Linked DNA regions of Homo sapiens: region 2 is linked to region 1. A link is a contact called in ENCODE POLR2A ChIA-PET data. All regions are on one chromosome and are shown on one strand. Each heading gives the region's core, a stretch centred on a gene start or an enhancer-like site at or near the end of the contact. The rest is flanking DNA. Distances are from core to core; before and after follow the strand shown. Region 1 overlaps SLC9A1 (solute carrier family 9 member A1). Region 2 has its middle 10 kb from the start of TMEM39B.

Region 1 (6,163 bases), core at 1,986-4,485:
TCTTCAGTGATGTCAAATTGCTATTTATTGTCTGTTCGAGTCTTGGCATAGCCTGCTAGAGGGGTGCAGCTGCATCTCCTGCCTCTGGCATTCCCGCAGCAGATGCACATGGCCCTGCACTGAGAAGCGCCCAGCTCACTGCACCTGCACTCAGGAATTGTAGGACTCCCTCTAGGAGTTGGGCACATGTCGTTGGTGGGAGCCCTGTCCCTGCCTTGAGAAAGCTGTAGGTGTTCTGTGTCCAGCTGTGCACCTGTCCTTTGTTTTTGTGAGTCTTCTTGGATGCACCTGAATCCTGCATTCAGGAGGCCTATCCCTTGTTCTCTGCTAGCAACCCTGCCTGCTATCTCTCTTCCGGTGCCCTCTCAGCCATCAGACCAGAGCTTGCTTCTTCCCTGCTTGGGCAGGGAAGTGCCAGGTAAAGGGTGGTCTCCTTTAGCCACAAGGGGTGGCTGACCTTATGACCTCCCGCCTCTGAGCAGAAAGGTGACAGGCTGCTTTTGGTTACCCTCAGGGCCCAGCAGAGTCCCCTGAGAGGCAGCCTCTGTTGGGAGCAGGTGGCACAACTTTGTTTAGCTCTACAAGGCAGGAGGAGTTTAATAGTACTTCTCATTAGCACTGAAATTTGTTTCCAAAGCACTTGTGTGTACAATATTTAATTTAGATCTTCTCAGTGGTCCTGTGGGTTAGAATAGCATGTGGTATTGATGTGTTCATCATTTTACATCTAAGGAAATTGAGCCTTCGGTTGTGACCTGCCTGAGGTCACTTAGCATGCCTGGGACTAATCACTCAAGGCCAAACTCTCTCCTGCCAGGCCAACATGCTGGGTTCTTGTTGGATCAAGGGGGATGAGAGATTTAAAGGGGCTTTGAGGAGAGTCAATGACCAGACACATCCACATTGGTAACCTGGATTGTTGTCAGGAGGGACACCTGTTCCTCCTGTAGGCAGGAAGGGCTAAAGGGTCTGGGTGGTCTGGAGCCTTGACAGCTTTGGCTCAGCTCCAAGTTCTTTTCTACAACTTGAACATACCTGTATTTGCATGAAGGAGGATGAGGGCCAGAGTTGCACTGGGGACTGACATTCTCATAGCCCTTATCTGTGGAGCAGCAAATCTTTGAAATGGAGGACTTGTCCTTTCCCCCAGAATGTTGCATGCCCTCTGGGAGAGAAAAGGAGAGGCAGAGAAATGATTACAATGGAAAACATGTAGGATGGGGTGAAAGGTTAAGATACCTGAGATCTAGTCTCAGCTCTCTGTTGCCCAGCTGTGTGACTTTAGGCAAGGCATAACCTCTCTGAGCCCCTGTTTTCTTTTTTCTTTTTTTTTTTGATACAAGAGTTTCGCTCTTTTTGCCCAGGCTGGAGTGCAATAGTGCAATCTCAGCTCACTGCAACCTCTGCCTCTTGGGTTCAAGCAATTCTCCTGCCTCAGCCTCCTGAGTAGTGGGGATTACAGGCATGTGCCACCACACCTGGCTAATTTTGTATTTTTAGTAGGGATGGGGTTTTGCCGTGTTGGTCAGGCTTGTCTTGAACTCCTGACCTTAGCTGATCCTCCCACCTTGGCCTCCCAAAGTGCTGGATTACAGGCGTAAGCCACTGCTCCTGGCCTGAGCCCGTTTTCTAATTGATAATATAGATACTTAATTTTTCATTTTGTTTTGTTTTGTTTTTTTAGAGATGGGGGATGGGGATCTTCCAATTTTGTTGTCCAGGCTGGTTTTGAATCCCTGGCCTCAAATGATCCTCCCGCCTCAGTCTCCTGAGTAGCTGGGATTATAGGGATGAGCCATCACACCTGACTCCCTATTATTTTATTTTTATTTATTTTTTTGAGATGGAGTCTCACTCTGTCGCCCAGGCTGGAGTGCAGTGAGGCGATCTCGGCTCACAGCAACCTCCGCCTCCAGGTTCAAGTGATTCTCCTACTTCAACCTCCCAAGTAGCTGGGACTACAGGCATGCGCCACCACCCCCAGCTAATTTTTGTATTTTTTTCTTTTCTTTTTTTTTTTTTTTTTTTTTTGAGACAGAGTCTCGCTCTTTTGCACAGGCTGGAGTGCAGAGGCATGATCTCAGCTCACTGCAACCTCCGCCTCCCGGGTTCAAGTGATTCTTCTGCCTCAGCCTCCTGAGTAGCTGGGATTACAGGCACCAACCATCATGCCTGGCTAATTTTTTGGTTTTTTTGTTTGTTTGTTTGTTTGTTTGTTTTTAGTAGAGACAGGGTTTCACCATATTGGCCAGGCTGGTCTCGAACTCCTGACCTCAGGTGATCTGCCCGCCTCAGCCTCCCAAAGTCCTGATATTACAGGCATGAGCCACCGCGCCCGGCCTAATTTTTGTATTTTTAGTAGAGATGGGTTTTCGCCATGTTGGCCAGGCTGGTCTTGAACTCCTGACCTCAGGCGATCTGCCCGTCCCGGCCCCCCAAAGTGCTGGGATTACAGACATGAGCCACTGCACCCGTCCGGTAATTGGTGATATATTTGTTAAATACTTGTTAATTAGCTGCCACTTATTAATTTTTTATTTTGTTTATTTTTGAGACAGGATTTCGCTCTGTCTCCCAGGCTGGAGTGCAGTGGCGCAAAGACGGCTCACTGCAGCTTCAACCTCCCTGGCTCCAGGCAATCCCCCCACCTCAGCCTCCTGAGTAGCTGGGACCACAGGTACAGGTCACCACATCCAGCTAAGCTGCCACTTATTCATATCTAGTTTAGAGGTTGTGAAAGGTACTTGCACAGCTAGAAAACATTGGGGTTTAAGCCCAGATTTGTCTGACTTCAGAGCCTGTGTTCTTTTCATCCTCATGCCCTGATTCCAAGGGCCTTTTCAGTTTAGAAATTCAATTTTTCCCATAATCATTTTGAATTGGGGGAGATTTAAAGACTTTAGTATTTTGAGCCTTGGCTGCTTTCTGTGGATCACTTCTTGGGTTTGGGGAAAAAGCTGACCCACTCCAAGTCCCACTGTGAAGCAAATAACCTTTCTCAGAGGTGGCAGCATGCAGAAAAATACAGGAGTGACGGGGAACTAGAGCTGGGGGCCTGAGGCTGTCTCTGGGAATGCCAGCCCATACACAGCCTCCTTTCCTCCTCACCGCCTCTCCCACCTGCCCCCTTTCCTCCTGAGGCAGGGAGAGAAGGCTCGCTCAGCACACCCAGGACCTGGGTTATTCCTGAGTCATCCATCGCCTGTGTGGGCCTCATTTTGCAGCACTCGCTCCCCCTGCAAATGTCTGAGTCAGGCATGTCTCCCCAAGGTTGTCTGCACACACTGCACTGGGCCAAACTGTCTCTTTAGATGCCGATAAACATCAACTGATACTTTAAAGCAGCCCGTGATTATATGTTGGTATTTTAATCTTATGGGCTAATCTAATTTTAACTGAACTAAGTTTTGGGTTGGGCCTGGATCAGTGGGCTGCCCGCCTTCCCTGGGATCATGCTGACTTCATTTTCTTCCCCCTAAAGCTCATCTAATATACAGAGCCGATTTTGGGGTCTATTAGGCCAGACCTGAGCCCTGAGTTTTTATACTACTTGCCAAGAATCCAGAGTTCCCCCCAAATTACCCCAGCAAATTCTTTCCTGAAAAGATATGTCCTTAAGCAGTTCTAACTGAGATTCAGGATGAAAAGCTCTGTTCCTTCCCAGGCCCCCTTCCCTGTCCCTTGGGAAGCACTTACCCCTAAGCCCAGACTGGCCTTGCCACAGTGCTGAGCCTGTTTGAGACCAGGCCACAGAAGGCGGAGGAGTGATATCACAGCTGTGTGTTAGAGCCCACAAGTTCACTAAACCAATAAATAGCTAACACTTGCATAGCATTTGCTGTATGCCAAGTGAAGCTGGAAGAGGCTGTGTCTTTGCATCAGCCAGCCAGGACCAAGAGCAGCTCGCTAAGATCCTGGGTGGAAGAGGCAGGTCAGCTGAAATCAGCTAGCAGGCATTTAGCATATGGCCATCAAGGAACAAAAGAAGAGTAAACCCAGGCCCTGCTCTTTAGGAGCTTCCAGCCTGCCAGGGCTGGGCGGACTCCTGGCAGAGGCAAAGTACAGAGGGAGCAAGCAGTCCCTGAGGACTGGGGTGTTTAGAGAAAGCCTCTCAAAGGAGGTGGAACATTAGTCTGAGTCTTGAAGGATGGAAAGGAATTAGATAAGCAGGCTATACTTAGTACCAATTTCCATAAGAATGTAAGCCTCTTGAGGACAGGGACTTTGTTTGTTCACTTTCTTTTTTTTTTTTTTTTTCCTTTTTCCTTTTTTTTTGAGATGGAGTCTTGCTCTTCGCCTGGGTTGGAGTGCCAGAGTGCAGTGGCGAGATCTCAGCTCACTGCAACTTCTGCCTCCCAGGTTCAAGCAATTCTGCCTCAGCCTCCAGAGTAGCTGCAGGTTCAAGCAATTCTCCTGCCTCAGCCTCCAGAGTAGCTGGGATTACAGGCTTACATCACCACGCCCAGCTAATTTTTTGTGTTTTTAGTAGAGACGGGGTTTTGCTATGCTGGCCAGTCTGGTCTAGAACTCCTGACCTCAGGTGATCCACCCACCTTGGCCTCCCAAAGTGCGGAGATTAAAGGCGTGAGCCACCACGCCTGGCCTGTTCACTTTCTTATCTGTGCCTGGCACAGAGTAAAGGCTCCATAAATATTTGGGGAAGGAATACATGAATGAATATGTGATTGACTTCAGTGTAAAGATAGGATCCCTGCAAAGCCCTGGGGCAGACAAGAAACCAGTTTGACTGCTCAGAGAGGAGGGAGAGCAAAGGTTGCAGAGGCTCCTTGGCACCAGACTGCCAAGCCAAGGAGTTTAACTGAGCTCGCTGGGAGCGACACTCACAGAATGATGCCTTAGGCGCCAGCCAGTGTTTAAGTGGTGCTGCCTTGGCCACCTCCCTCGGCTTGGCTCTAATGGAGGGTCTGCAAGGGCATCTTCTCTGGGCCGGGTGGGGTCTCTCTGGGAAGATCTGGATCTGTTTGGTCTGCCCTCAATTTGTGTAAGTAAAAGTAAGATACCAGAGCTTCCTTGGGGAGCTGCCGAGAGCCCTAATTGAATTAAGCTTTTCCTGGGAAGATTCCTCAAGCCGTAAACTGCACTGTGACTGTGAATTAATGAGACCAGTGGCTTTAAACCATACAAGAAGGCAATCTTGTTAATTTATAGTTGTACCTGGACAGATTTACTTATGGCTTCTCTTTGCTTTAATGTGTGTTGGGAATGGGTGGGCTGGGCCAGAATCTCCTTTCTATGGCAGATTTATTTTTATAATATGAATAAATAAAACATGTCAATGGTAAAAACAAAACAACAAAAATAAAACCCAACAGTACAGAGGGTATTGAGGTGAAAGGGAAAAGTCCCCCTCATTACTTCTCTGACCACCCCCACTGTCATACATTCCAGAGGTTACCACTGTTAACTGTCTTGTCCATCTTTTTTAGAAATTCTCCATGTATATATTGAGTATGTGAGTGTGTGTGCATGCAAGGCAAATTTAGTTTTCATAAAGCCATTGCATAAAGGAAACGAGCTCTAGGCTGGTAACTGGGGACCTGGGTCTTAGTCCTAGCTCGCCTCTTTCCTGCATATTGACCTTTGCTAAGCTATGTTTGCCTTCCTGGGCCTTAGTTTCCCTATCTGTCGATTTCATCTTGAAGGGCTCTCTGGGGCTGTCCTGTGGGAAAGGCGGTCATTCCAGGGAAGCCTCTGTTCCGTTGAGGCCTAAGCAGACTGTGAGGCCCTCAGATGGGGAATTCCACAGCTCTATCCTTTGGGAGTGGGCCAGTGCTGTCATTGAGCCCTGGCTTCAAAGCACAGGGCTTTGTACAAGTACAGATCACGGTCATCTCTAAGTCCAGCTGAGGGTTACAAGGTTGAAGAAATGAGCCCACAGGGAGTCAGCTTTCTTGCTGGGGAAGTGAGACAACATACAAGGGAGAAAGCACAGGTGGGAAATTGTGTGGTTCAGGCTGGATGCTTGGGGGAATCAGAGGAGAGGAGAGATGAGGGAAGCTTCTTGAAGGAGGCGGCCTTGAGAGGTGGGCCAGGGGTAGAAGAGGAACATCATTCAGGAGGGGTTGCTAAGGGATTCTGGTGTAGGTGAGAGGATGGACTGGATGATCTGTTGTTCTAGGATCTAGGTTTCTAAGATTGTTTC
Region 2 (6,163 bases), core at 1,856-4,355, 4.9 Mb before region 1:
TGGAGTGCAATGGCACGATCTCGGCTCACTGCAACCTCTGCCTTCCGGGTTCAGGCGATTCTCCTGTCTCAGTCTCCTGAGTAGCTGGAATTACAGGCGCCCACCACCATGCCTAATTTCCATATTTTTAGTAGAGTTGGGGTTTCGCCATGTTGGCCAGGCTGGTCTCGAATTCCTGAACCTCAGGTGATCCGCCCGCCTCGACCTTCCAAAGTGCTGGGATTACAGGCATGAGCCACTGCGCCTGGCCTTAAATCAGCAGTTTTCAGACCAGACTATGCAGACCTCTGGTGGTACACAGAAGTGATGAATCCACAGGATAAAACACAATGCAGCTTTCTGGAATGTCAGTTTTATTCAATGGAAATATAAGGCAGAATTTTCTTTTTCTTTTTTTTTTTTTGAGATGGAGTCTCGCTCTGTCGCCCAGGCTGGAGTGCAGTGGCGCAATCTCGCCTCATTGCAAGCTCCGCCTCCTGGGTTCACGCCATTCTCCTGCCTCAGCCTCCCGAGTAGCTGGGACTACAGGTGCCTGCCACCGGGCCTGGCTAATTTTTTGTATTTTTTAGTAGAGACGGGGTTTCACCACGTTAGCCAGGATGGTCTCGATCTCCTCACCTTGTAATCTGCCCACCTCGGCCTCCCAAAGTGCTGAGATTACAGGCGTGAGCCACCGCGCCCGGCCTGTAAGGCAGAATTTTCAACATCAAATCGCAGTCATTAAGAACACGTTCTCTGGAGCCAGACTTCCTAGCCCCATCACCTACTGGCTGTATGACATTAGCAAGTTACTTAACCTTTTTGGGTCTCAGTTTCCTCAAGCCTTATGGGTTTGAGAATCTATGTAAAGTATTTAGACTAGAACCTGACATACATTCAGTGCTATTGAAGCATTAGCTATTTTTATTAAAACATGGATATACTGTAAAGTACAAAGTAAACTAATGTGGGCTGGGCATGATGGCTCACGCCTGTAATCCCAGCACTTTGGGAGGCCAAGATGGGCAGATCACCTGAGGCCAGGACTTCAAGACCAGCCTGGCCAACATGGCAAAATCCCACCTCTACTAAAAACACAAAAATTAGGCAGGTGTGGTGTTGTGCACCTGTAATCCCAGCTACTCAGGAGGCTGAGGCATGAGAATCACTTGAACCCGGGAAGTGGAGGTTACAGTGAGCTGAGATTGTGCCACTGCACTCCAGCCTGGGAAACAGAGCGAGACCCTGTGTCAAAAACAAAAACAAGCCAGGCGCGGTGGTTCACACCTGTAATCCCAGCACTTTGGGAGGCTGAGGCGGGCGGATCACCTGAGGTCGGGAGTTTGAGAACAGCCTGACCAACATGGAGAAACCCCGTCTCTACCAAAAATACAAAATTAGCCGGGCATGTTGGCACATGCCTGTAATCCCAGCTACTCAGGAGGCTGAGGCAGGAGAATCGCTTGAACCCGGGAGGCAGAGGCTGTGGTGAGCCGAGATCGTCCCATTGCACTCCAGCCTGGGCAACAAGAGCAAAACTCCATCTCAAACAAACAAAACAAACTAATGTGAATTTAAGATTGAAGGCTTTGAAAAAAATGTCACCTGCAGCCCGGTCCCAGCCCACCAGGGATTTGCTTTCACCTTCTCTTGCCAGCAAGAATACTTACATCTGATTTTCAATACCAGAGAATCCAGGTGTCTTCATGTTCTTCCAGTTTCCTGGGCCATTCTCACTCCATGTATACATTAGTCTCCCCACACAACCTCCCACCTGTCAGGCAATCCCCCTACCCCCATTCTTATCCAGACATTTGTCTTCCCACATCTTATATTACAAATATATGTAAACTATAGAAAACCCAGAAAATGTCACATTTCTTTAGTTTAAAAAGAGATAAGATTTTGGCAGGTAATGTATTTAAGGTAATTAAGATAGAGAGAACTGTAAAGTAGGCTATGTTCCAGAAGGGTGAGTCTAGTTTGGCTTGAGAATAACTGAAGATGAGGTTGGAAAAATAGGTTCAATTCAGATCACTTGATGATCCTGAATGTTACACACAGTAAAGAATTTGGACTTGATTTCAACTCTCTAAGCCTGTTTCATCTGTACAATTAGGAAAATTACTATGTTGTGAGGATTAATGGAGAGAAGCAAACACATGGGAGAGATATCCTGTGACAAATGGAGCAGATGTTATTAGGAGTTGGAGACACAGATTCTTTTCCTTAGTGTAAACTATCCCCACCTCTCAGGGTGGCCTGAAATTCAGTCTCTCATTTATCTTATTTTTCTGTAATGCACATCTTAACCACCAGAGAGAGCCTGATACAAAGGAATCTCAACTCCAAGTACAACAGAGAAATTAAGCTGGGCATAAGATGTGGAATCCTGGATACAACTGCAGCGATTCTCAATGGTAGGGTAGGGAATGGATCCCAGTGCCTCCTCTATGGGCCTTCTTAGACCCATCCCAAGGAGAGGGGGTGGGGCATGCTGCCACAACCTAGAATTTAGCAGCTAGCCAGATGTAAGGTCACCAGGAAAGAGGTGAGGTGGGTAAGGATGAGGGCCAGATCTAGTTTAGGGACCTGAATTTCTGTATCTCAAGCAAAAGAGACTCTCAACTCTGCTCATAAGCCACCAGGCCCAACTCCTTCCTGGGCTACCCCATGGCAGGCCAGGTCATCTAGCTGGCCCGGGAACTTTAGAAAATTTCTAAAGAGCAGGGGGTGCATCGTGGGGAAGGAGGAAGGGGAGAGAGTGGCATATCTAAGAGCTGTCTTTAGGGTGACATCCACATGGCATCAAGACCTCAGCCTTTAGGTCTATCAGAAAGGGCAGTGGGACCTAGCTTCTCCAATCATGATTCACTAGCCTGGCATCTTACAGCATTTTTACAAAACCTCCTTTGCTTTCTTGGATTTTTGTTACGAATGTTAAAATGAAAGCCTAGGGACATTGAACAATTTACCTGAGGTCGAAGAGCAGCAGCCAAGGGCAGAAGTGGGCCTGTAGGCAATAGGAGTGGCTCTGAGGGGCTGAGGAAAGGGAAGGCAAGCAGGTAGAGCAACAGCCTGCTTGTCAAGCTGCAAGCATTGGCTCTTGGCCAGGCCTCATACCCACTCCTCCAGGGCCAGCTCTGCTGCCAGGCCCCAGGCTGCCAGCCCTACCTCCACACTCCCACCCCAGTCCCCTGAGAGCCCATCACCTTGGCAACAGCCAGAGAAAGGCCCAGCTAAAATATTTATGGCTCAAAACAGCCTAGAGGCTTGGGAGGGGGGAAGAGGGAAAGGCTGATGTCATCCCTTCTCAGCTTACAGGGGAGGTGACTGACATACAGGGCAGCTGGGTGGGTGGGCCAAGCCCAACAAGTCAGGGCTCTCAAAGGAAGATCCCAAGGGCCATAAGTGGTAACAGGAGGAGGACGAAGACTGTGACAGGTGACAGGACTGGATAAGACCCACAAGCCTGGGAAAAAAGGAGGAAGGAAACTTAAAGGTTGAGCAGTATTGTGTCTAGACCCCATGCCAGGCATTTCAAACACATCATTTGCTTCTCAGATCCCATTCAGTACGTAGCAATTCTTTTTTTTTTTTTTTGAGATGGAGTCTTGCTCTGTGGTCCAGGCTGGAGTGCAATGGCGCGATCTCGGCTCACTGCAAGCTCCGCCTCCTGGGTTCACACCATTCTCCTGCCTCGGCCTCCTGAGTAGCTGGGACTAGGGGCGCCCACCACCACGCCCGGCTAATTTTTTGTATTTTTAGTAGAGATGCGGTTTCACCATGTTAGCCAGGATGGTCTCGATCTCCTGACCTCGTGATCTGCCCACCTCGGCCTCCCAAAGTGCTAGGATTACAGGCGTGAGCCACCGCACCTGGCCAGTAGGTAGCAATTCTTATCCTACTTTGATGGAGTAAACAGGCCCTACAGCTCTTCTTAAAGCAAAAAAAAAAAAAAAAAAAAAAAAAAAAATTAAAACAAGCTCTGGAAATATGCAAATGATGAGCTGGGATTTGAATTCAGATCTGTTTGGCTTCAGCCCTGTAAGCTTTCCTATAAAATTCTGTGGCTCCCGAGTAGAAATCCTAGCAGACTGAAGGTATAGCGATCTAGGAACCTAACACCAGCTCCTCAGTCAGTGACTCAGGTTCTGTGCCTCCATTTATATATGATGAAGATGCCATCTGATTCCCTAATTCCCCACCCCAAACTCCTCCCTTGTCAGCCCTGGACTCAGAGCATCCAATGTAAACAACAGGGTGACAAACTCATCGAGGCTGGCCTGTGACTTTTCTAGTTTTAGCACTGGATAGTCCCATATCCCAGAAACTCTCTCTTGGGTAAACCTAGATGATCTGTCATCCTAGACGAACCCCTCATGCAAACATAATGCTTTAATATTTCAAAGCACTTGTGGCTGTGAGAGGTACAAACAGGTCAAAAGAATAGGCCATGAAGTCTGATAGTATAGACCATGAAGTCTTTTTCTAACCATAGGCAAATTTTTTATCCTCCTTGAGTCTCAGTTTTTCTTATTTTCCTGGTACATACTAAGAAATCAGTAAATTATTAGCTGTTATTTACAGTAATCAACAATGATGACAGAAACAGGCTCAGAGATTAAATAGCTTGCCCAGTGTAAATCAACTGACTTTAAGGAATCCCTTTCCATTATACTTCTGTTCCTGCTAAGGATGAATCCAAGCTCACTAGAATGCCCCAGGCACAGTTAAAATGCAGATAGGCTCTATTCTCTCCCTAAACTCAGTCCTTCCCCTTGTTCCTTTGTTAGGATAAATAACCAGAAGGCATTAGGGAAGAGTACAGTATCAGAGGTCCCTAGCCTCTCAGGAAGCTGAGTATAAATCAACCTAGAAATAGGCCAGAGGAAACCAGAAGCCTATCAAAGGCTGACTTTCCAATCCTTCAAGGGAAAATGGCAGAACAAATAGCTGGCCTAGTATAGCTGGAAGGAAAGTGAGAGCTAAACAAGGGGGCTTTGGCTCTCTCCCAAAGCTGATAGAAGCTACCAGAGTGGGACCATTCATCACTTGACCAAACCTTTATTGAGGTCCTCAGGGGCAGATATTTGTTGGGGAGAAATATAGTACAGAGGTGGAACAGAAAAAGCCCTACCCTTTATGACCTTTTTGGACAAGGTAAGTAATAAACAATGAAGAGAAAAACAGGTTCAGATGTTAAATAACTTGCCCAAATTAATTGAATCTTCTCACTTGGCTTTCCTCAGCCTTTTATGGAAGGGCAGTGATCACCCTCCCTTGGGAGCCCTCTGGAAGGGTTCAAGGACTCACAGGCTGACACCCATAACACAGGTGTGGTAGTGGGGAAACAGAAAACGGTGGTAGGGTGTTTCAGCCAATTCTATGGGAGGCTAAAGGGAAGCACACATACTGGGAATGGCACAGTAGGAGTTGCCAGTTAATTCCCATCTAGGAGGCCATGCTAGGGATACCCATTAGTCCCCTTCAACTCTTTAAAGTCTTGAACAGTTTAATTGTTAGCACCACAGTCCCCTGCAGCCCTGAGGACTCCATTCTGGGCCTAAAGACTCTTAAGGGATCCTGACTGGCTTTCTGTGGGTAAATCTGACAGATCAAGTAGAGTGAAAGAAAACTGCTGATCTCCTCTCCTGGGTTTCTCTGTGTTCAGCAAATGCCCTCAGGCCAGCCTTTATACAGCAGGTAGCTCTCCAGGTTTCAGGAGTCCTCTGATAGCTGCAAAGACACAAGGTAGAAAATTAAGAAAGCTCCCTATTAGGGGGCTTCCCAGCCTCCCACCTGACCAGGATGCTTCCCTCACAATTGCCCCATCCCACAGCACAACTCTACTTGTTTCATTCAGTACACAAGTTTCTTGGGTACACAGATGGGTAGAAAACAGAAGTCCACAGCCTATGAATTCTCTTTTTACTGTCTGTCTGGTAATGAAAATGCAGTCTCACGCTCAATATCTCCTGTCCTTGGCCATATCTCAGCTGAGTGGATCCAGGGAAGAATCAACAAAACCTTTGGGGGGCCTATCCAAGCTTTGAAGCCTCTATAAACAAAGGGAAAAATGCTTTCTGCTGTCCTAGAAATGTGAAAAAGATGAACAAAAATCTTTAAAGTCTTTTGAAGAATGGAAATCAGAAAATAGGCATCTTATTATCACTATTATTGG

Evidence for each region. ChIA-PET counts read pairs that join two places held with the same protein, here RNA polymerase II (POLR2A).
Region 2: POLR2A ChIA-PET joins it to region 1 with 17 read pairs in activated T-cell. The contact joins two enhancer-like sites. POLR2A ChIA-PET finds 5 or more read pairs at or near these places in 2 of 52 experiments (GM10248 and activated T-cell).

Annotation. Positions count from the first base shown.
Region 1 is chr1:27,143,168-27,149,330 of GRCh38, reverse strand. The region is part of intron 1 of SLC9A1 (solute carrier family 9 member A1); the gene reads left to right. Among named protein-coding and RNA genes, the nearest start is that of SLC9A1, 8.9 kb to the left of the region's middle. Within about 2 kb of position 3,235, at least 13 of the 41 ENCODE cell types and tissues checked have a DNase peak (open chromatin) inside an H3K27ac peak, as active enhancers do.
Region 2 is chr1:32,059,718-32,065,880 of GRCh38, reverse strand. It overlaps a transcript of KHDRBS1 not described here. Among named protein-coding and RNA genes, the nearest start is that of TMEM39B, 10 kb to the left of the region's middle. RefSeq lists a silencer at 2,179-2,473 and enhancers at 3,119-3,413, 4,428-5,040. Within about 2 kb of position 3,105, at least 23 of the 41 ENCODE cell types and tissues checked have a DNase peak (open chromatin) inside an H3K27ac peak, as active enhancers do.